3 separate regions of the Homo sapiens genome follow, and regions 2 and 3 are each linked to region 1. Evidence: chromatin loops called from intact Hi-C (ENCODE). Cell type or tissue: endothelial cell of umbilical vein. All regions are shown on one strand.

What was found. Hi-C counts contacts between places; a loop is a spot of excess contacts. Peaks named below come from ENCODE experiments on the same cell type or tissue, not always from the same donor. Only the 100,000 strongest peaks of a DNase experiment are listed, where the experiment ranks them.
Region 2: it touches region 1 in a loop (6-fold over the local background); 11 of 110 quality-filtered maps call a loop at or near these places.
Region 3: a loop joins it to region 1, with 9 times the contacts of the local background. A loop is called at or near these places in 7 of 110 quality-filtered maps.

The regions. Positions count from the first base shown.
Region 1 is chr15:62,121,862-62,129,861 of GRCh38, reverse strand. No RefSeq gene overlaps it. Among named protein-coding and RNA genes, the nearest start is that of C2CD4B, 39 kb to the left of the region's middle. In endothelial cell of umbilical vein, a CTCF peak has its summit at 3,908; DNase peaks (open chromatin) are centred at 3,881, 4,671 and 5,461; H3K27ac peaks cover 2,770 bases.
Region 2 is chr15:62,067,645-62,075,644 of GRCh38, reverse strand. C2CD4A (C2 calcium dependent domain containing 4A) reads right to left here. Exons shown (of 2, transcript NM_207322.3): 2 at 4,728-8,000. The coding sequence ends at 6,922. Among named protein-coding and RNA genes, the nearest start is that of C2CD4A, 4.7 kb to the right of the region's middle. RefSeq lists silencers at 6,839-7,328, 7,379-7,518, 7,649-7,698 and an enhancer at 7,929-8,000. In endothelial cell of umbilical vein, CTCF peaks have their summits at 3,715 (motif pointing right) and 7,010; DNase peaks (open chromatin) are centred at 3,774, 7,114 and 7,874; H3K4me3 peaks cover 1,221 bases.
Region 3 is chr15:62,302,238-62,310,237 of GRCh38, reverse strand. It overlaps MIR8067 (microRNA 8067), which reads left to right and starts at 5,504; the gene lies at 5,504-5,580. In endothelial cell of umbilical vein, a CTCF peak has its summit at 3,150 (motif pointing right); a DNase peak (open chromatin) is centred at 3,177; H3K27me3 peaks cover 382 bases.

The sequences.
Region 1 (8,000 bases):
TTTTTGATATGTTTTCAAATGGATAGGGTTTTTTTCTTGGTTGTGTTGAGTCTAACAATGAACCATCAAAAGTGTTCTTCAGTTTAATCCCTGCGTTTGTGATTTCTAACATTTTCATGTGATTCCTTCTTACAGTTTCTGTCTCTCCTGAAATTACCTATCTGATCTTGCATGCTATCTACCTTTTAAGTTAGCATCTTTAACATATTAATCATAGTTAATTTAACATTTTCTGTATCATATTGGAGCCTGGTTCTGATGATTGCTTTGTCTCTTCAGATTCTTTTTTCTTGCCTTTTTGTATGCTCCTATATTCTTGTCGAAATCCAGACATGTTGAATAGAACATTAGGCACTGATGTAAATAACTTTTATGCTTGGAGATCAGTATACTTTTCCTTTTGCTTAGCCGTTAGTGTGGAGCCTTGTGTTACTCTAGTAAGGAATTGGGCTGGATTTAAAAACTGTTGTTGCCTGGGTTACCTCTGTGCATCAGCGGCTTCAAATTCCTCTAGTGATACCTTATTTTAGTCTCTTTGCTTGTCTTTGAATCTTTCTTCTACACCATTCCCTAGTTAAGTGTGTGCTGCTGCAGCTCTCCCAGCTGCATTCTTCTGTTATTTCTACTTGATGCTTGTTGGTGTGGAGTTAAGGGGCAGGGAAGAAGGTATACCCCGATGATCTGATTAAGCCTAGTCTGTGAAGCTGAGACTAAATCTGTGAACCACAGGTACTGTGAACAGGAAACCTGTGGGTTTCCAAACTGTGGCTTTCACAGGTGTTCCTGCCTCTCCTCCAGACATAAAGCTGGGCCTATCTTGTATTACTGTTCTATCCTTACTCGCATGCTTGCCTCCCCTAGCTGAAGTGGGTTTCCACCAGTGCCCTCAGATACAGGTTTTGATGACCTTCCCCATATAGACTGAGACTTTCCTTCTTTTGCAAAAGTAGGGAAGATAGTCTAGGTGGAGCTTCTGCAGTGGCTGCTGTTGCCCTCCAACCCTAGAAGATGGACTTTCTCATGCTTCTCCCCGTCTCCTCTGTGAGAGCCTAGTGGAGTTCCTGGAAGAGAGACCAGCAAAAAGTTGGAATATCACCCCCCATCTTTGTCTCCAAGGGCTTCACACTCATACCGACCCACAATTTGTTAAAAATTTCTAGTTGAATGTCCTCTGTTTTATACGACATTTGAGAGCATTTATTCCAGGTAACAAATGCTTAGGTCTTGTTTCTCCCTACAGGTAATTGTCTCTCTACTTTTTAGGTTAATTATTTGCCCTGCAATTTTAATTCTCTGCCGGTTCAAGAAAAGTCATTAGTTTGCAGCGTGTCCATCTTTTTCCTCGTTAGTAAAAGGGAGAACATCCTTTTATTTATTTTTTTAGCTCTCTATATCTCTAAGCTGAAACTGGAGGTCTCAGTGTTGTAAGAATTGAAACCACCTACTCCTCGCCCCCCACTGCATAGTGTGGACACTGACGACTGAAACTACTTATCCTCCACACAACCTATTGTCTGCATGACATGGCTTTATATTTTATTGTCTTTATTAGCATAACTTTATTATTCCAAAATACTCTTGCCCAGACAAAAAACTTGATTTTTCATTACGGGTACTTCCTGAAAATTCCATCAACTCTTCAGTAGAAAGCATCGAAAGACAGTTGATGCCCTAAGATTCTGAATCCCTCACCTCAAAATCCTTACCTTGTGGTTTCCACTAGTCTGTCATGATCCTCAAGTGTATATCGGGATCCTTCCCCAATTTTAATCAAGCCTTTCCCCGACCCTACTTTGAAAGACCTACTGGAATCCAACTTTCCTATTCTTTTTTTTTTTTTTTTTTTTTGAGATGGAGTCTTGCTCTGCCACCCAAGCTGGAGTGCACTGGCGCGATCTTGGCTCACTGCAAGCTCTGCCTCCCGGGTTCACACCATTCTCCTTCCTCAGCCTCCCAAGTAGCTGGGAATACGGGCACCCACCACCACGCCTGGCTAATTTTTTGTATTTTTAGTAGAGATGGGGTTTCACCGTATTAGCCAGGATGGTTTCGATCTCCTGACCTCATGATCTGCCTGCCTCTGCCTCCCAAAGTGCTGGAATTACAGGCGTGAGCCACCACACCCGGCCCCAACTTTCCTATTCTTAATAAAATCTTACATTACTTTTCCCTCCAAGACGCTATGAAAGCTCTGTTGAAGTGATATTCTCCCTTATGAATGAAAGCAAGAAACTTGGCTTTGTATTATCAGTTGGTGATATTTGGGGAGCAGATTTGAAAAAAACTTTAAGTTGCATTTCTCTTATTATTTTGCTTTTATCTCTTGCCTATTTTTCCATAGGGTTATTGATTGTTTTTAGAAACTCTTTGTATATTAAGGGTATCAACTCTTTACCTATGATACAAGTTGCTAATATTTTTTCCAGTTGTCATGTGTCTACTTTGTCATTTGTTGGAGTCTTTTACCATTAATTTTTTTTAATGTGGTCAGCTTTATCAATCTTCCTTACCTTGTCTGGATATTGAGTCATATAAAGATTTTCCACATTCACAGCTTATAGAGGAATTCACTCACATTTTCTTTAAGTATTTTTGTCGTTTTATTTTTGCATTAATATCTTGTCCATGTTGAAAATATCTTGATAAATTGTGACAATAGTAAATATGATTTTATCTTTTTTCCATGTAGTTATCTGGTTATCTCCAATACTGGAATATTATAAAGTCCAGCTCATTCTCACTGATTTAATATGCCCCTATACCAATTCAAAAATAATATTTAATAGAAAATAACAAGCTGATTCTGAAGTTCACATGGAAGACCAAGTGTATAGACTAGATCCCCCTCCAAAATATTTTTGCTGAAAATAACAATAAAAGGGCACTTACCCTACCAAATATCAAAATATAATGAGAAACTGCAGCAATTAGAACAGCATAGTACTGACATTGGACTAGAATTAAAGATCAAAGAACCATTAAAAAAAAAGAAAGAAAACAGAGCCCTGTATAGTTAAAAATGAAGTTTATGGTGATATGGTTTGGCTGTGACCCCACCTAAATCTCATCTTGAATTCCCATGTGTTGTGGGAGAGACCTGGTGAAAGGTAATTGAATCATGGGGGCAGGTCTCTCCCATGCTGTTCTTGTGATAGAGAGTGAGTCTCACGAGATCTGACAGTATTATAAGGGGGAGCTTCCCCGCACAAGCTCTCTCTTTGCCTGTTGCCATCCACATAAGATATGACTTACTCCTCCTTGCCTTCTGCCATGATTGTGAGGCCTCCCCAGCCACGTGGAACTGGAAGTCCAATAAACCTTTCTTTTGTTAATTGCCCAGTCTCAGATATGTCTTTATCAGCAGCATGAAAATGGACTAATCCATATGGTAAAAGTGGTTTTAAATCTTTGGGGAAAGAATGGATACTACTTATTAAATTTTATCAAGACAACTAGCTGTCCTTTTATGAAGAGAATTTATTTCTGGTTTGTTTGTGTACATATGGAATGTTATAGTAAGAGAAAATTTTGGGCCTTCCCTTTTGATCCATGGATTTAATAGCTTAATACCTCATGTATTGAGACTCTTTTTGGAGTGTTGCCAGAAAAAATTAGAAGGATCTTAGGCTTAAAAGCATAAACAAATTTATTATGATGATATGTGATGATATGAGAGTAAATATATGAGAGTAAACATATGAGTATGATTGACTGACAGGGATGAAGTAGAGAAGTGAGCTGGACACTTCTGGTAATAATCACTTACACCTAGATAAGCTTTTGTGAAAGGAAGTGCTTAACTTAGCAATAACCTGCTCTCCAGCTGTGCCAAGTACTTAACAGTGTGCTGGGAATTCCAGGATGCAAATATTGTCCTATAACTGGAAGAAGCAGCTGCTTACCGTTAGGGGGCCCTCTGTCTGTCTGTCTGAGAATATACCAGATGGGTCTAATCGTGCACTGCCTTCTGGCTTCCCCATCCCTACTCCCAGCTCTCTGGGCCAAGGGGTAGCAGAAGGCAGCAATTAAATAAACTTGGGTGTTTTTTTGTTTTGTTTTGCTCTTGATATAAATTTATGTTCATTGTCATTAGGTCTAACCCAATGTAAACAGGAAGAAGATACATTGTAATGAAACTGCATAAACGGAAAGATACAGAGAAAACCTTAAAAGAAGTGACTGGAAGGAGAGGAGGAAAAGAGATGGTAGCTAGAGGAAGATTTAGGAAAAAGAGAGGGTTTTTTGGTTTTGTTTGTTTTGTTTCTGAAAGTAAAAGTGATTTGAGGCAACTTATGCTGAGGAGGAGGGAACTACTTTTTTTTTTTTAAAGTTTAATACAGAGGAGAAAATTCTGTCCATCATGATGACCAATGGTAAGCTTCAGTTACATTTAAGCTACTAGTCCTAGACCTCTCCTTCAAGATCTATATTTTCAACTGCCTATGGGACTTTAGCCTTATCTGTAATGTCTGAATTTCTTAAAAGGAGAATCCATTAGTGTATTTAATGAGTAATTGGAAATTAATTTAAACCCAATGTAGGAAAGAAGAAAGTTATAAATGATGAGATCAGAGCCTAGATGACATAAGGAATAGTCTTGAATAGAGAGGAGTGAGTAGGGAAATGAGAGTAAAGACACAAGAAAATGCATGTACAAAATGCAGCAAAATGTAGCGTCCTCCTCTGTGAAGTAGTATGCACATTCTCCCACCCTCTGGGCATCCATGTAAATGACCTTTTCTAACGTTGAGGGTTGGTAGTGCTTCTGAGGTTTTAGTGAAAGGAAGTGTGGCCAGGTCTCATGCTCCACCTATTGGTAAATTAAATTTGTTTAGCCATTTCTGGCTGTGTGTAGCCATTTCTAGGAAGCTATCATGCCACAATCTGTGAATTAGAGCACCTCTTCTAATCTGAACCTAGAAAAGCTTTTGCAGGGTAGCTTGCCATTATGACCTGGCAGGGGTGTAATGGATGAGTCTACCTGGCCTAAAAGGAAAAATGAGAGAGGAGCTCATCTGCTGAGTGTCAGGGAAGTCAGTGGAGCTGAGAGGGGGCTGAGGATGATATGTGATAGGAAAAGTTGCTGACCACCTATCTAAAAGAATATCTGTTAGCATCAAGGCCTCAAAGGATGTTCTTAACTTCTTAATTTCCTGTTTTATTTTACATAAAATATCTTAACTTCATGAACTCTATAGTACTACTGAAAAATGATTACGTGTCTGAATTTTCCCAAGAACATGTGTATTTCAAACAACTTGCTTACAGTATCAGTGATTCAGGAACAGTCAATATTTGTACTGCCCTTTGTTACTTAACGTTGCAAATCATTGTCTGTCAGAGTGGAATACAAGCAATTTCCTGTCAGCTGAATATGCTTCTTTTTTCTATTGCAGACATTATCTTAGGTTTTCTTTGTTTTGTTTTGTTTAGAAGGAAGCCAAAGTAGACTATCTAACCCAACATAACGATTAAGAGCATAGTTCCGGGAGAAAGGTGCTCAGGATGTGAGTCTCGATTTCACTGTTAATAGCCGTGTGAACTTGCAAGCCATTCAACTTCTCTGGATTCAGTTTCCTCATCCTGTATGATGTGAATAATAATAGTGTGGGCCTCTTAGCAGTGTTGTGAGGAGGAAATGAGACAACCCATGCAAAGTACTTTGCATAGTGCCAGGATTTAGTAAATACTGAATATATCCTGGCCATATATATATGTGTATGTTATAAATGTTAAAAATATTCTGGGTAATCTGTGAATTAATAAAAGACAAATCAGGATTTTAGAGCTTGAAGGGGACTGGTGAGATCATTTATACTAGGTTGGCTAATATCTGGCTTATTTTCCATCATTCTTTCCCACCATATTCATTATAGACCTCACTAATTGATCCCAGCATTCTTTCCCACTGATGTCAATAGGATTTTAGAATCCTCAATACAGTATTTTATCTGGTCACTACTAATTGATTGGAGTTGATCCTTGAGATGAAACTCATCTGCCACCTCTAGCTGTTCTCAACAGATAAGGAAGTGACTTTCCTAATGTGACACAGTTGATTATTGTTAGAGCCTGGACAAAAATCCAGTCTCTTGTTACATAGTGGATTATACTCATCTCTGTGCAGAATTTACAGCTTTACATAATATAAACTCTTAAAAGAAATAAAAATATCCTTAAAATACAAATATCCTTTTTTGAAGAAACGGGATAGTTGGAAGAAAACTTTATGAAATGAAGAAAATGGAAAATGAGAAATTATTCTTGTCCATATTTTAACTCTTCAATCTTGCTTATTGGTCATGATTTGGCTAATGAAAGAAACTAAGCTGACTGCAGAAACCGTACATTTTGCACTGTTCTAAGAGATTTCATCCATTTACTTATGCAACTGATATATATTTGATGTCAGCTTTGTACCGGGCACTATACTAAGCACTGAGAAGATACAGATGATCAAAATATGACCTTGACCCTTAATAACATCGAGAGACAATATGGAGACAGACATGAACAAAACTGGAAGCATCAGTGATGTGCACTTCAATAAAGGCATGTAGAGGGGACTGTGGGAACAAAGTGGTCCATTCTACCCAGAGTGATAAAAAGCAGTGAAGGCTGCTTGAGCTTGAAACATTCAATGAAAATTAACCTTACAATCAAGAGATTCTAGAAAATGTTAGTAACCATTACTGACAAGTTAGGAATTGTATTTTTGAATGATAAAATATTTATGGACTTGAATTTACTTCACTAAAAATTGGTCTTAGTAGGCCATATGGTTTTGTCAATGGCAGGGCATAGAAAGTGTCGCTGCCTGCTCTAAGACTAACAAAATAAGTAATATTTACCATAATCACATTTTTGGGAGCAGATTATTTTGTATATCTGAGTGAGGGACAAATATACTTCCGGGTCTAACAGGCTCTCCTTGTGTGTCTGTAGGACTGATGTCAGGGAGTTCACGGTCTGACCCTGGGTGGACCTCATATGGCCCAAACCTGCGTGAAACTACCTGCAAAACGAGACTGACTCTTTACCCCACTTGACGTCATGGCCTTAAAGTCAAATTTGCTTACCCTTATTCTTTCATGGTTAAACACACTCTGGTTATTGTTCTCTGCTTAGGGAAGAAGATAAAAAGCCTCTATCCTGAAAACCCGGGTTATAAACAAACCCACAGTGGCTGCAGAGCAGCCATCCAGATGCCGTTGGGCAACTGGTAGTCATTGAAACCCAGAGCCAAGTAGCTTACCCAATATCTTAAGGCTAAAGTTGGTAGAGTGACTTTTAAAAGTGTTTTTCCACTCTCTTTGGCAAGAATGAGGGGGAAGTGCCTTCATTTACAGGCCAAGATAATCAACCTTGCCTCAAGTTCCATGTATAATGAAAGGTTCTACCGCAATGTAGGTCATGACAAAATGTCACTGGCCTAGATTCTCTGCTGAATCAACACCATTAAGAGATGCTGACCCAGTTTCCACAAGCCCTTCACTTCCTCTTTTTGAATTTGGATTGCTAGGTTACTGCAGAAGCTAAGAGACAAGGGTTCCATTGGGTAAAAGACTTAGTGTGAATTGTCTTGAAGCTCCATTAGGAAACCATTGAAACGAAATTTAGAAGTGAGTCTGGGATGATCTTGGATAGCACTGAACATAGATTGGACTCTGTTTATTTTGAGGAAATTTGGCTAAAACAATTGTCATTTTAACCCAGTGGTAGCTCTTATTGCCTAGTGGTGGTGGCTGAGACCACCATGGGGTGGGGGCAAGGTTGGAAGGTAAAATGGATTGGTAGGAATGGTAAATTGTGGGGTACAGCATGGGGTTGAGGGGAGTGGGCTGACATGCATGGGCACCCTGGGCGGGATAACAGTTTAGAGCCCCTTCAAAGAAATGCAGAACATTTATTTAGAGGAGCACCTGCCTGGGGGAAGAGCAGTGCAACAGGCATGTCACCACTAAGAGCCTGTCCTCTCTGTGGTCTGGGCAATTCGGCTG
Region 2 (8,000 bases), 54 kb after region 1:
TTGTGTTTTTAGTAGAGACAGGGTTTCACCATGTTGGCCACACTGGTCTCAATCTCCTGACCTCGTGATCCACCCGCCTCGGCCTCCCAAAGTGCTAGGATTACCGACGTGAGGCACCGTGCCCGGCCTATCTGTATTGGTTTTAAATGGCTAAATTAATGAGTTTTGGAAAGAAACACAGTAACTCTTACTGAACACTAAAGCTGTGGAATCATCGCTGAATATTTAAAAATCTTGATGTTCCAGGTTTCTTTAATGGACCCGCATATTTTCTGAATATCTTATACCAAGATAATGATGATTACATTACATCGAAATTCGAACGTACAGTTTCTATTGAATACATATCGCTTGCTCACCATTGTGAAGTCAAAGAATTGTTAAGTAGAACAATTTTAAGTCGGGGACCGTCTGTATATATTTCCTTCAAAAGTTCCTTATTGTGCAAGTGTTGGTGAGGGTGTTGAGCAACCAGAACTCTTACACCTTGTTGGTAAGAAAGTAAAATGACACAACCACTCTGGAAAAGAGTATGTCAGTTTCTTAGAAAGTTAAATATACAGCTACCATATAATGATCCAGCTGTTCCACTCTAGGTATTTACCCAAGAGGAATGAAATCATACAACCATGCAAAGTCTTGTACATGAATTTTTGTAGCAGTTTTATTCATAAAAGCTTGAAATTGGACATAATCTAAATATCTATTAGCAGGAGAATGGATACTGATTCTGGAAGCCTAACTTCCCAAATGGGGTCAGCCTCCCTTTAAGCTTGTCTCATAATGAACTCCACCATATAAAGAGCTTGAAAGTTGTCATTCCCATTCTTACAATAAGAAAACAAAAATGAACAAACTAAAAATTCATAATTTTTCTTAGACCTATCAGAGATTAGATGTAGCAAGGCAAACCACTACCCTGAAATCTGGAGGAACAAGCTGACATGGAGAGTCAAGCCAAGATCAGCTTACCTGGAGCAGAAGCTACTGGAGCCATAAACTAATGGGAATACTAAATGGTTATTTTGACAAATTCCTGGAGGCTGAGTATGGACTAATGTGAGCATGAGATACTCCTGCGATCCACAGTCTTGGGGTTGGGGGAAGGGTGTTGTAGGTGGCGCACTTTCATGGGTTATTCCCAGAAGCCCCACCAGGTTCTCATGGTGAAGAGCTAAGAGAAAACTTAGCAGTAATCATTTTGAAATACTCTCAAAGCATTTTTCCATAACAAAAATCTACTCTTCTTGAGAAAAGGACCTTACCAGAGTCTTATGAGCTTAGGAGAGGGGCAATTCCTCAACTTGAGCCCTGCTAGCCTTCCCATCTCACCTGGAGAAAAAAGGCTAAGAAACATTTGTGAAGGTCTCAACCCAAGGACAATGGTCCACTAGTAGACTGAGATTTAATCATAGAGTTATAGACTGCTTTCCTTTCCCAACATTTACCACCATATCAACAGGGGTCAGGACATCAGTGGATAACAGCTGAAAGAGTTTCAAGGCAGATGCTTTATGTAAGAAGGTGCTCTTAGGGATACTCAAGACAGCAGAGGAGATAAAAACATGGACATTAAGGGAAACTGGCCGCAGATACTTACAGCTATAGCAAAGAGCAACCACAGCATAACTCCTCCAGATAAACATAAAGCCTCACACTATTTACCTCAGTTCCTAGTATCTGATTATTCATGCCCAGCTTTCAATAAGGCACACTAGGAGACAAGATAAAAACGATCTGAAGAGACAAAGCAAGAGAACCAGACTCAGATACGACACAGGTTTTAGAACTGTCCGACCAGGAATTTAAAATAACTATAATTAATACGTTGAGGGCTAGAATGGGAAAAGCAGACAACATGCAAGAACATGTGGGCAATGTAAACAGAGACAGGAAAACCTAAAAAATGAATCAAAAGGAAATGTTGAAAATTTAAAATGGCTTCATTAATAGATTGGACATGGCCAAGGAAATAACCAATGAACTTGGAGACATGTCCATAGAAATTTCCCAAACTGCAATGCAAAGAGAAAAAAAAAGAGCAGAATATCCAAGACTGTGTGATGATTCCAAAAGATGTAACATATGAGTGATTGAGAGGAAAAGAAAGAGAGAATGAAGCAAATGAAGTAAAAATGGATGAAAGTTTTTCCAAATGAATGACAGACACCAAAGAACAGATAAATTAAATAAATTACAATGTGTTAAGGGAAGGGAGGGAGGAATTGGGAATACCCTATTATAATATAGCTACCTGCCCATGAAGCAGTATATAGTGCAGGGGTACCCAATCTTTTGACATGGGCCACATTAGAAGAAGAATGTCTTGGGCCCCACAAAAAATATACTAACAATAGCTGATGAGCTAAAAAAAAAAAGCAAAAAAAAAATCGTATAATGTTTTAAGAAAGTTTACAAATTTGTGTTGGGCCGTATTCAAAGCCATCCTGGGCCGCATGCCGTCCACGGACTGCAGATTGGACAAGCTTGGTATAGTGTTAGTTGAAAGGGATTTAGATTACTTGCAAATGCATAATGCAAACACTAGGGCAAACACTAAAGAAATTTTAAAAAGAACTATGATTGATATGCTAAGAAAGAGGATAAAGTAAAATCCTATGAAATGTTCAATTAAAACCAGAGAAATCAGAAAAAGAGGAGAAGGGAAAAAAGAAACAAATAATGAGTGCAAGGAAAACAGTTACAGATAAAGGGATAAAATAATTGGGGTTTAGACATTTGATAGTCATCCAGTCAGCAATATAAAGAATGAACTATTGATATAGGCAACAACATGGATATATCTCAATAATGCTGAGTGAAAGGAGCCAGATTCCCCCAAAAAGAATATATACTTAATTTTTCCATGTATATAAAATTCTACAGATTGAACTAATCTACAGTAATAGAAGGCAGAATCAGTAGGGCTATGGAGAATTCTTAGCTAAGAATTTTATTATGGGCTTATAATGTCTATGACATTAATTTGATGGGATTTTGCTACGTGAATGTACAGAATAGTAAAACTTGGGTTTCAAAACACCATGGGCTGTCGTGCATCTGTTTTTTCTGTGAACTCAAAAGCCTGGAGGCAGAACAGTTTCTTAAATGCCATGGTTAAACTAAGTGCTGGGGATGGATATGGGGAGAATGTGAATTGTTGAGGTGTGTATAAAAGAAAATCAGATTCAAAGAAATTATCATCTGGGAATATTTGAGCCATACTGAAGCTAGCATTTTAGGTTAGAATACATTATCTTTGTAAAACCAGCTGACAATGCAGTGTTAAAATTTTTACTCAACTGATGCTATTTAAACCGGCATATTCTGTTTATTGTGTAGGGCTTTTCTTTGAATATGTTCAAAGAAAAGATATTTAAACCACAAAGAAGCAAGATCATGCCATATCATTTATGGAGAAGATGTGAGTACTAAAGCTTGATGAGAAGAAACATGAGAACTATTAAAAGCAGTTTTCTGTAACCAACATGCTATTGCCACACACTCCCAACTTCATTATTAAAGGAAAAAGTTTTCCCCTCTTTATTTAAATCTAAAATATTTTTGCCACCTTGTGCTCTCAGATAGGTGTATTAAGTTACTTTGCAATGTGAATCTTCACTACAATCTAATATTAGCAAAGGTCTTCAAGAAAATAGGGTCCTGGCATTAGATTGACCTTTAGTTGAAATGGTCTAATATCTAATAATAGGGGTAGAGCCAATTGACAAAACACTTGAGGGATCCACTAGAGGGCAGTAAAGTGTAAATGAAATTTAAATTTGCCCCAGAAAGGCTAATGTTATCCCAAACATTTGTATTGCAAGTAAGATTTCTTGAATGCAAAAACATTAGATTAGATTAGTGATGTACAGTGTTTCTCTTTTCCTGGAATTAGTAGTCAAAGAGCCATTAGATTGAAGAGCAAAATGAAAATCAAATTGGTTCTAGTCTCAGCTCTTTTTACTGACTGTGTGATTTGGGGCAATCTAAAATTTGCTTCTCTGGTCCACTTCTATGATATAGATTTGCACAAAATGATTATTTTTAAATATTTACTTATTTATTTGTTTATTTATTTATTGAGACAGTTTCGCTTTGTTGTCCAGGCTGGGGTGCAGTGGCGCGATCTTGGCTCACTGCAACCTCCACCTCCTGGGTTCAAGTGATTCTCCTGCTTCAGCCTCCCGAGTAGCTGGGATTACAGGTGTGCACCACCACACCCGGCTAATTTTTTTGCATTTTTAGTAGAGACAGGGTTTCACTATGTTGGTCAGGCTGGTCTCAAACTCTTGACCTTGTGATCGGCCTGCCTCGGCCTCCCAAAGTGCTGGGATTACAGGCATGAGCCACCGCACCCGGCACAAAATGATTATTAAAGTTCTTTTCAACTCTAAAATTTTATGATTTTATCATTTATGATTCTATCTCAGCCCCTTTAAAACCTTTTTGATTAGACTCAGGTTATTTGATCAACCATAACTTGCCATTAATGGTGATTCTGTTTGGAAATCACCACCACTATTTCATAAAAAATTTAGATCCCTCAAATGCACTGATTTACTTTCACGAAAAAAAATCTACTTAATAAAATGACATGTATATAATCTAGTGACAACAGTTATTGCAACATCTTCTGGAATAAAAACTTGGGCTATTGAAACTATCAATGCCATTTTTTATTTTAAAAACAGAAAAATTAAAACCCACAATTATACGTAGCCAAGTTGTTTTCACTCTCCATTTATTTTCCTTTTAAAGTGCTACATTTGTGAACTCATTAGCAGTTACCCTATCAAAATTTCAAAATCATGAAGAAGGTTATACATAAAAAATGAATGTTGGCTTGAGGGCCAAGGAAATATTGACTGATTAGATAGAAGAGCACATGATAGATCTGAACTACTCTATGTCATCATTCATTTGGTCAACAACTGCAAGCTCCTGGATGTGGCTGATTTTGATAAAGTCATAGAATTCACAGTATTCTTCACATTTGTTCAATGGTCATCATAAATACACATCACAATAACCCTAATTTGTGACTGAAACAGAAACTCTTTTCTTTTTTCTTCGAATTTTGTATAATATTTATTTTATCAAACTCTTTTCTAAATAGCATTTTTAATGAACATGAATGTATAAAACTGTGAACAATTTTAATAAAAGCAGAAACTGGTCGGGCATGGTGGCTCACGCCTATAATCCTAGCACTTTGAGAAGCCAAAGCGGGATGACAGCTTGTGTCAGGAGGTAGAGGCTGCAGTGAGCTATGATCACACCACTGCACTCCAGCCTGGGTGACAGAGTGACGCCTTGTTTCTAAAAGATAAAATGAAATAAAATAAAGCAGAAACCATTTCTGAATCCAGATTGATAATGGAGTCATATTTAACACCATCCTGTATATTTAAATATTTTCAATTTTTTAAACCCTCATTTAGGATGCATTTTCCTATTTGCATAAAAAAAAGAAAAAAATGCCCTGCTGGCAGTGAATTCAAGGGATGAGGGAAAATCGTCCTCTAAAACAGGATTGTTAAATCTGGAATTATTATCAGAAGCCAGAGGTAAAACCATGCTATCTGTACACTCTCCACTGCCTGTTCCAGCAGATAAACTCACCTGGTTACAACAAGGCTGGCACCCATTTCTATGATTCTGAGGCCGGTTAGCTTCCTCCTCAGAGCTTTAGACCCATCAGCTCATCTCAATGCCTGAAGTTATTAGCATGAGATAATAAATTATTCATTTCAAGCAATTTGTTTTTTCACCAAAAGCAGGATGAGGAATACAAGTAGACACGAACTTCAGTGTCAACAGTTTCAGAGAGAAGTTGCACAATACTCGCAACTTTAATAGCGAGCCCTTTAGACACTGTGGTATTACCTACATAAGAGTAATGAGTGAAATGCTGATTGTCTAGGTTCAAATTCTGGCTCTGCTCTTTATTCTGTGCCTCAATATCCTCATCTGTAAAATGGGCATAGCAGTGCCTCCTTTTGGGGGTTAAAACATAAATTAACGCTTGTAAAACTATTTATTATTATTATTATTATTTGCAGACAGGGTCTCACTCCGGTTGCCCAGGTTGGAGTGCAGTGGCACGATCTCGGCTCACTGCAGCCTTGACCTCCCAGGCTCAAGTGATCCTTGCGCCTCAGCCCCAGAGTAGCTGGAACTACAGGTGCGTGCCACCACGTCCGGCTAAATTTTGTATTTTTTATGGAGACGCGGTCTTCCCATGTTGCCCAGCCTGGTCTCAAATTCCTGGGCTCAAGCCATCTGCCCGCCTCGGCCTCCCAAAGTGCCAGGATTACAGGCGTGAGCCGCCACACCTAGCCTATTATAACTATTATTTAAGCTTAGAATATTAAAATGGTTTCATTTTCTCCAATGCTTTTCCAGTGAGATATAGCTAGGAGTATCAGGCTGGCGTTCCAACTAATAATTCACTGTTGATCTTGGACAAGTCACTTCACCTCTTTTGCCCTCATTTTCTTATCCGGGGTCTTAAACAAAATGCTTCAAAAGTAAATGCTCCAAGATGGTCTCCATGCATGTTGTGGAAAGCACCAATTTTAAAATGAGGTGATTGGAGCAAACAGATCGCCAAGACACTTTCTAGTTCTAACACTTCATGTGATTCATTATTTCCTAGGCGTGTGTGGTACATATGGTATGCAAATGGCTGTCTATATTGGGAAACACTGTAGAACCATTCCATTTGCTGAAAAAAATTCTGGAGGTATCTATGGAAAATATCATATCTTTTACTGGGATAGTTAATCTAGAATCATCTCTGCCAGTGTTGTACTGAAACGGGACTGATAAGAACAACAAATACACGTTTATTTTGTACCACGCGGCTGTCAGTGTCCGGAGTCCCCCGGGCAGAGCGCCCCGGGGAGGGCTGGGCCCTCAGAGCAGCAGGAGGGCGCCCAGGGACAGCTCACCCTGGCCCAGCAGGCGGCCCCGCTCCCGGCCGCGGCCCTCGTCCCGGGCCTTGACTCGAACGGCCAGGCGGCGCACTTCGTCCTCCGAGAGGCCGTCGAAGCAGAAGTCCTGGTCAAAGGAGGCCTTGCGGCTGCGCCCCACCACAGTGCTGCATTGCCGAAGCGCGGTGCCCGGCGGCCGCAGGACGAGGCTGAGGCGACAGCTGACGGCTCGGGGCCCGGGGGCGCCTCCGGCCGGGCTCTCGGCGCGGAGCAGCCGGAGGCGGAGCCGCCCGGTTCCCGGACAGTACTCGGCGGCCAGGCGCAGGGCGTCGCCGGCGCGGCCCAGAGCCACGGTGCCCTCGGCCTCCAGGCGCTCGGGAAACGGGACCCGGGACGACGGCGGGCTCGTGGAGGGGGCCCGGGCCGGGGACTGGGAGCCCGCGCGGCGCTCCTTGTCCTCGTTCCCGCTGGAGACGGAGCGGACGCGGGTCAGGCGGCGACTCCTCCCAGCCCGCAGCGCGCGACTCAGCAGCCCGTCGGGGACGCGCAGGAGGCGGCAGCCGCGGGGCCGCCGGGCGAGCGCGTCCTGGGGCGGGCGGGGACAGCCGGGGGCCGCGGGGGTCGCCGGGCCCGGAGCTCGCGGGACGCGCAGGGTCCCCAGGAGGGCGTCCGGGCCGCCGCCGCCGCCGTAGGTGTGGGCCCGGGGCCGGGGCGCGGGCGGGCCCCCGAGCAGGAGCGACTCCTTGCGGCGCGTGTGCGGGCTCTCGAGCAGCGCGCAGAAGCCGTAGGCGGTGCGCACACGGGGCAGGTGCGGCAGTGACAGCGCGGCCTGCGAGCGCGGGTCCCAGTCTGTGCGGCCGGCGCCCTCGTCCATCCCTGCTTCTTCGACCCAAGAATTCCGGAGCGCAGCCAAGGCCAGGCGGGGCATGAGCCGTGGCGGGATGCAGAACTCAGGGATGCGGTCCGGAGTGAGCACATTTGCGCACGCGGCGGTGGTGCGAGACTTGGCTCCGCGGGCCCGACCCGGGAGAAGCCAGTCTCCGCTCCGCCGAAGGCACTCAG
Region 3 (8,000 bases), 180 kb before region 1:
TCATTAGATTGTTTATTTGAAGTTTTTCCTCTTTTTTGATGTAGACATTTATAGCTATAAACTTTCCTCTTAGTATTGTTGCTTTTGCTTTACTTGCTACGTTTTGGTATGTTGTGTTTCCATTATCATTTGTTTTAAGAAATTTTTCAGTTTTCTTCTTAATTTCTTCACTGACCCACTGGTCATTCAGGAGCATATTGTTTAATTTTCATGTGTTTGTATAGTCTCCAAAATTCCACTTGTTGTTAACTTCTAGTTTTATTCCATTGTGGTCAGAGAAGATGATTGACAAATTTCAATTTTTGGATCTTTTAAGACTTGTTTTGTGACCTAACATATGGTTTATCCTTGAGAATGATCTATGTGCTTAGGAAATTAACTGATATTCTTTAGTAAAAAAGAATCTCTTCTCTTCCCCTCCAGCCCGGTTTTATAGTATCTACACAAATGGATTCCTTTTTATCTAGTCCATTATAATCCTTTACTTCATTATTGATTTTGGTGCTCAAACTGCCCTGAAGTTGACCATGGGAGCCTCCTGAACCTGGCTCTTGTGTCCTTTTGGCATGTCTCCATCAGTCTTTGAACGTATCCTCACCTTCTAGAATTGTAAGACTTTCCAGGCTCATCTTATACTTTCCTGGAATCATCCATTGCTCTAAAAAGCCCTGATTCTTTTTAAAGAGGAATCAATATTAAATCCTTATATGTCATAATGATATTGTGGTTCCTTAGGAGAATATCTTTGTTCTTGGGAGATACATGCCGAAACATGCAGAGGTGAAGTGTCATGATGCTTGCAAGTGCCCCAGTTACTGGGATATCATTGCTTTGAAGCCCTTTCAGTGGGTATACCTGGAGTATATGCTATATTTTTTAAAAATATTGATTTTATATTACATCTCCAATTCAAATCCAATACTACAGGGTTCTTTTTCATCTACACTCATTCCAAATTCTCCTACAGTGAGAGGCTTGATATTTTCTTCTCCAAAATATCAATATATTTATTTGTTTTATCCTGCAATTATATACAAAATAGTTTCAGAATTATACTTGTTGCTTTACTAACAACAAACCTACTATGTGAATTCAAGATTTTTTGCAGTTATTTGTGGCCACAAGATGTTACTCACTTAGATTATGTTATTTTCAAAAATTACTTGAATTGATTATACTTTCTCTGGTGTTATGTTAGCAATTTGATATACAATTAAATTGACTTGTGTCTGCATTTAATGTTAGGGTTTGATCCATTTTGAATGTGGAAGACATTTTCTTTCTTTCTTTCTTCTTTTTTTTTTTTTTTTTTTGATGGAGTCTTGCTCTGTCACCCAGGCTGGAGTGCAATGGTGGGATCTCGGCTCACTGCAAGCTCCGCCTCCTGGGTTCACGCTATTCTCCTGCCTCAGCCTCCCGAGTAGCTGGGACTACAGGCGCGCCCGCCACCACGCCCGGCTAATTTTTGTATTTTTAGTAGAGACGGGGTTTCACCATGTTAGCCAGGATGATCTCAATCTCCTGACCTCGTGATCCCAAAGTGCTGGGATTGCAGGCATGAGCCACCGTGCCCGGCAACATTTTACTGGTTTAATAGTGTAGGCCTAATCTTGTTTTCAGCAAGACAACTGATAAATTTCTCATGATAACTTCAGATAAAGTTTTATCTGCTAGAAGTACCCCAACTAAACAGTTGTGGTGTGGGTCAGTCTAATTTTGGAGAAAGGTTTCCAGTGACAACTATAGGACCCAGTGACATTATAGAAACAATTACCAATGCTCTCTTACTAGATGGTAGTAAGCTCCTTTGCAACAGACACTGTCTTTGAATCCCCAGAGCCTAAGAAATGATTAATACATAAAAGCTGTTCAATAAATCTTTATTGAATGAATGGAAGGGTGAACAAATAGATAAATCAGTGGTTGGGAAGAATATCTCCAGAAGCTAAAGTGATGGGTTACCACCAATTGAATTAAGTAGGACTGAATGAAGTGTGACATTTATGTTATAAAAAACAATGTACGTACAAACATAGAGAATGTGGGAATCCTGGCTTAGCAACTATGTAAAAAGATTTTTTTTTTTTACTCAAGATGTTGGTGCTCAAAAAGCTCAACACCTTGATAAAATTATAGAGTTCATTAAATATTTTCTCTGTGTATATAATATCGGGGTAGTCCCACTGCCCATTGCTCTGAAGTGCTGTATCCAATTCCAAGTCACACACTTTTTAAGTGGGACACTGAGGCAGAGGAAGTGCTTTTAGGAGGGTAACCAGGAGGTTGAAGAGTCTGAAAACCACATCCAGGTACTATTATAGGTGATAGAAAATGCTGGGGTAGCTTTCCTTGGAGATGATTTTGAGATGAGATGACATAACAACTCTTCAAATTCCTGAAAGATTGTCATGAAGGAAAAAGATTAGTCACTCTGTGGAGCTTCAAATAGCAGAACTAAGACCAATTCATGTAAGGCATAGAGGCTGACTTCAGCCCAATATAAGAAATTCCTACAGAGTTGAACACAGAGGGAATGAGTCACTTCACATTGATGAGCTCCAAACATGCTGGGGCCCGCGGCATTGTCAGCCACTGCCTGTGTGACCATCTTTCAGGAGTGTTGGAAGGGAATGCCCTGCTTGAATTAGATCAAATACACCTGAAGGAACTGTACAGCTGAAAGAATCCACACTTGAGCCTTCCAGGCTAGTGTCATCAAAGAACATTACTGTTTTCTAGTAACTAGATTTCTCTAATAATGGAGGAACATTTTCATGTACTGACAGGTGTGATTTTTGTGTAATTCACCATGTGGCTCTAAAGAGTGTTTATCAAATTCAGATCACACATACTAATCCTTAAAATACTGCTGAATATACTGCTGTTAGAGCTTCACAATCAATGAGAACATCTTAGAGGGTCTGAGGAGGAAGTTGTTTTAACTTTAACTCAAAATTGCTTAAACATAGTTGTCAACAGAACTAATTTTTTTAATGCTACTATCTCTGCTTCCAAGTTTCCTTGGTAATACTGGCTGCTTTCCTCCTTTTTGCGTCTCCTGCCTCTGGGGTCATCATTTAATGCTGTTTCTAGTGTTTGAGACCGCAGTCTCAAACACAATTTTCTAAAGCAACCACAAGGTGGCTCTGCTAGTCTTACAAAATAAAGCTGCCGGCCTTTCCTGTAACCTCCGTCTCCTAAGGGCCTTGTGCAGGACTGCTCCGCAAGGCCTGGGAGCACTAGGTTACCAGTGTACATGAGTTAAGCTAGAACGACTGCGCCTGACCCAGATGAGTGACGTCTTCCAAAGAGCGTTATAAGTACTGGTGTTTTCTGGTTGTCTCTTCCAAGTTCCCATTTTGAGGATAAATTTCCTTAGAATTCATGAGTGGAACTCTTTTCTTCCAGGTCAGTGAAGAGCAGAAGGCCCTGAAATCTGGCAAGACCCGTTTCCTGCGAAGCCACTAGATCGTTTCAACTAAGTATATTTCATTTCCTTCCTGGTCTGTCAGCAGAGAGAGAGGTGAAGCAGGAAGCTGAGCTGTTGGCACCTCCAGCTTAGCCCTCTGTGCTAATGAGTTAATTCTAATTAGCAGCAGCAGGAACAGTTTAATGGTGTTCCGATCCTGACTGCACCATCATCAAAAAAAAATTGATTTTTGCAGGTGTATGCATTTTAATGAATGGGAAAAACAAGCATTGTCCTCAAAGCTAAGAAAGGGATATTTCTCACTGAGTCGAAAGAGCTTACACCAGCTGTGCTGCGGGCGGGCAAGAAAGGTTAATGGTTTCCAAGGGCTCTCAGTGTCCTTTGGTTCCCGATTCTAAGATCTATGTGTACATAGACGGTACCTTCAGATATCTTCAGAAAAATCTCTCTGCTTCTTTGTATCAGCTCCTTCTGTGTTGCCCACTGTGTTCTTCCTGGGTAAGTCCTCCCCGAACTTCAGAATTTCATCCATTCATTCATTCACTCATTCATTCACTCATTCAGTAGAAATATTTACACCTACTTTGTGTACAGTACATATGCTACATGCTATAGTTATTGATTGATTGATTGAGACGAAGTCTCGCCCTGTCACCCAGGCTGTAGTACAGTGGCACGATCTCGGCTTACTGCAACCTCCGCCTCCCAGGTTCAAGCAATTCTCCTGCCTCAGCCTCCTGAGTAGCTGAGATTACAGGCACGTGCCACCACACCCAGCTAATTTTTGTATTTTTAGTAGAGATGGGGTTTCACCATGTTGGCCAGGCTGATCTCTAAATACTGACCTCAGGTGATCCACCCACCTTGGCCTCCCAAAGTGCTGGGATTACAGGCGCGAGCCACTGCCCCCGGCCCTATCGGCGATCTAAAGATGAATTCCCGTCTCATGGAGGTTGGTAAGGGGGGCAAATACACAAATACATGAAAAGTAACAAGTTATGAGCCAAAGGTTGGACAGGACAAGGAATGTGTGCTGAATATGGAAATTTCACCTTGTGGATTCTCAACTAGAACGCTGCATTATGAGGTCGGAGAGAACTCTGTAGAATTCTCTCCCAGAGGGTTATCTATGTTCAGTCACCATTTATTCTTTTTAAATTGTCTGAAGTTCTCAAAGAGGTGGGAGGGAAAGGAGGATCAGTGGTCACATCATTGCTTATCCCTGGGGTTCCAGGAAGGATGTTACCGACAAGAAGGTAATAATACCTGGAAGAGGACTTAGAAAATGTGACAGAAGTAGAGGCTAGCATACTGGCTGACCAAAGATATTTTCTTGATATTTCTGCCCAGCAGGATATATTGGCTCTGGAGTTATTTTTTGTCTGTCTTCAAATGAGATTTTAAAAAGTTATTCATAAAAATTGTCAACATACAAGAATAGTATAATAAACATGCATATTTCCAACAGGAAGATTCAACAGTTGCTAATATTTTGCCACATTTGCTTTGTCTACCTGTGTGTTCCCAAAATATCTCTTAAAGATGTTTTCCCTCTGAAACTAGCATCCAATTAAAACTCATGCATTGGTTCATTGGTTGCCACATCTCTTTAGTCTCTTTTAATATAGGAGAGTTTTTTGTTTTTTTGTTTTTTGTTTTTTTAAGACAGTCTTGCTCTGTCATCCAGGCTGGAGTGCAGTGGTGTGATCTCAGCTGACTGCAACCTCCGCCTCCCGGGTTCAAGCGATTCTCCTGCCTCAGCCTCCCAAGTAGCTGGGATTACAGGCATCTGCCACCACGCCCAGCTAATTTTTGTGTTTTTAGTAGACACAGGGTTTCAGCATCTTGGCCCAGCTGGTCTTGAACTCCTGACTTCGTGATCCACCCGTCTTGGCCTCCCAAAATTCTGGTATTACAGGCGTGAGCCGCCGCACCTGGCCAACAGTTCTTTGTAAAAAAAAAAAGACTCTTTGAAGAGACCATGCTTCAATTGTCTTACACATTATGGAATGTCCCTTATTCTGGATTTGTCTGTTGGTTTCCTCTGATGTCTTAAAACTTGCCCTACTATCCTTCTGTGTTTCCTAGAAACTGTAAACTTAGTCATAAAGATGATCCTGAGTGCACAGTCTTTCTTGAGACTTTCAGCCAGTAATGAAAGACAGACAAGTGTTAGCAAAGGTGTGGAGAAATGGGAACCCTCATATATTGCTGGTGGGAATGCAAAATGGTGCAGCCGCTCTGGAAAAATAGTGTGTCTATTTCTTTAAAAGTTACAGATAAATTTATCATACAACTCAGAAATTCCACTCGTATCTACCCAGGAGACATAAAGACATATGTCCACACAAAGACCTGCCCATGAATGTTCGTAGCAGCATCGCTTTTAATGGGCAAAAAGTGGTAACAAGTCAAATGTCTATCAACTGATGTATGAATAAACAAAATATAGTATATCCACAGAACATTGTTCAGCAATCAAAATTAATGAACTATTGTGATTCCTCAAAATATTAAAAATAGAACTACCATGTGATCAAGCAATCTCACTTCTGGGTGTATATCCAAAACAATTGAAAGCAGTGTCTCAAAGAGATATTTGCACACCCATGTTCATAACAGTATCATTCAAAATAGCCAAGAGATAGAAGCAACCCAGATATTCATTGATGCATGAATGGATAACCAAAATGTAGTATATACATGCAGTGGAATATTTTTAGCATTAAAAAGGAAGGAAATTCTGTAAATTCTGTAAATGCTACAACATGGATGAAACTTGAAGATGTTAAATGAAATAAGCCAGTCACAAAACGACAATCATTATATGATTCCTCTTATATGCGGTATCTAAAGTAGTGCTTTATGCCCTTTTTAGTCTGAGTCTGGCTATGGTTCTGCTGGTCACCTCTGGGGGTTTCAAGAGCCCGTTCCACATCTGCATTAGTGGTTGTGGCCTCTGGAGTCCTTTCCTAAACTGTTGCAAGCTGAACTGATCTTAGGACTCATGAGTTGATCAGTTCAGCTTGCAACAATTTAGGAAACTTCACTGGATGCATGGTTAGCTACAGTGACAGCCTGACTCAAATGAGCGCTTTTTGTCACAGGTTTAATGTAGCCGAAAGCCCATGTGCCATATTGAAAACTCCTCACAACCGCATCCTAGCTAAACTTCACTTCCATCATCATAATAACCCAGACACAAGGATAAGCAAGAAGGCATTATTTAGAGGAGAAGTGGGGATGTGATCTTCATCCCCAATTCAGACATGTGTGTTCTTTCATGTTTCATTTGGTTATGTTTTCTTCCTGTGGGTGCATGTGATTTGTCACACACCTGCCTCTATGAGCACTGGAAATGTCTGTGAGGAGACCTGGTAGCTCCTGACACCTTGACATCAGAAATAATTAGGAGTTGTTCCAGAGCATTGCATCAGATGATAAGCTAAATATTGGAAATACAAAGCCTCTAGCCCTGATAGGGTAAAGGTAACAGAGCCCAGCTCTAACTCTCCAGCTATGCCTTTGATTATGAGGAAGGTATATGAATATTTATAAGACTTTAAAAAAGAATTTGGATTATCATCAGATGGCTTCAAACACATGTAATGTTAAAATGTTCTAAGAAGAAGACTAAGGGAAGACAAACACTGGCCAAGGCAGGCTTTATTTAGTCCATTTCTCTGACCCATTAAATTTATACTGAGTTGCCTCAGTATAAATTTCCTATTTCTGTTATTTACTCATGTAATCTAGGGTCAGTCATACAACCAGGGAAAGTATGAAAATATATTCTAATATGCGGCAGGTTCTGACCCATCAGAGGGATGGTCCCCAAGATTCCTGCTGTGCTAGGCATTAATTCTTCAGTTGGTGAATTGTAGTGAGGTCTAGGATGTCCTGGGAGAAGGTCTAGGACAGCCAGGGGCAAAGAGAGGCTTTGGGACAAAAGCTTGAATAACTATTAGCAGAATAACTCAGAAGATTTGGGGCAACAGTTATTTATCACCTGGTTTGGATTTTTTTTTTTTTTTTTTAACAATTGGTATGGCTACACTAGTGCATAATGGCCACGTATAACCTTTCCATGGTTCTGTTCCTAATCTGCAGAATGGGGATAATATCCAGGCTGCCTGCCTTGTAGAGTTGTTGAACCTTATATATAGATATTCTCTGAGCACAGTAAAGCCTGTAAAACAGAAATACAGAGTAAGAGTTTTTGAGAGTAATTCCTTCCTGCTGGGGGGTGGGAAGCTTTCCCAGCTGGTGAAGGTTCTCTGGGGCTGAGGTTGTTAGAGGGCCAACTCCAATCTGAGATTACACAATATTCAAATAAAACTAAGGACTAAAAATAGACAGTGGGATTGGCTCTCTAGGAGAGCACTTCAGACAGCTCCTGGGGCCAGAGTATGGAAGACCAGGACTGAGGCTCCAGGAAGAGGAAAGAATGACCCCTTCCATCGCTGGGGCTGTCTCTGATGTCTGGATCCTTTACCTGCTCCCTGTAGGGTGATTTGGTGTGCGTGAATGAGGGATGGAGGGGAGAAGAAACCCATGTTTCAACTCTGAT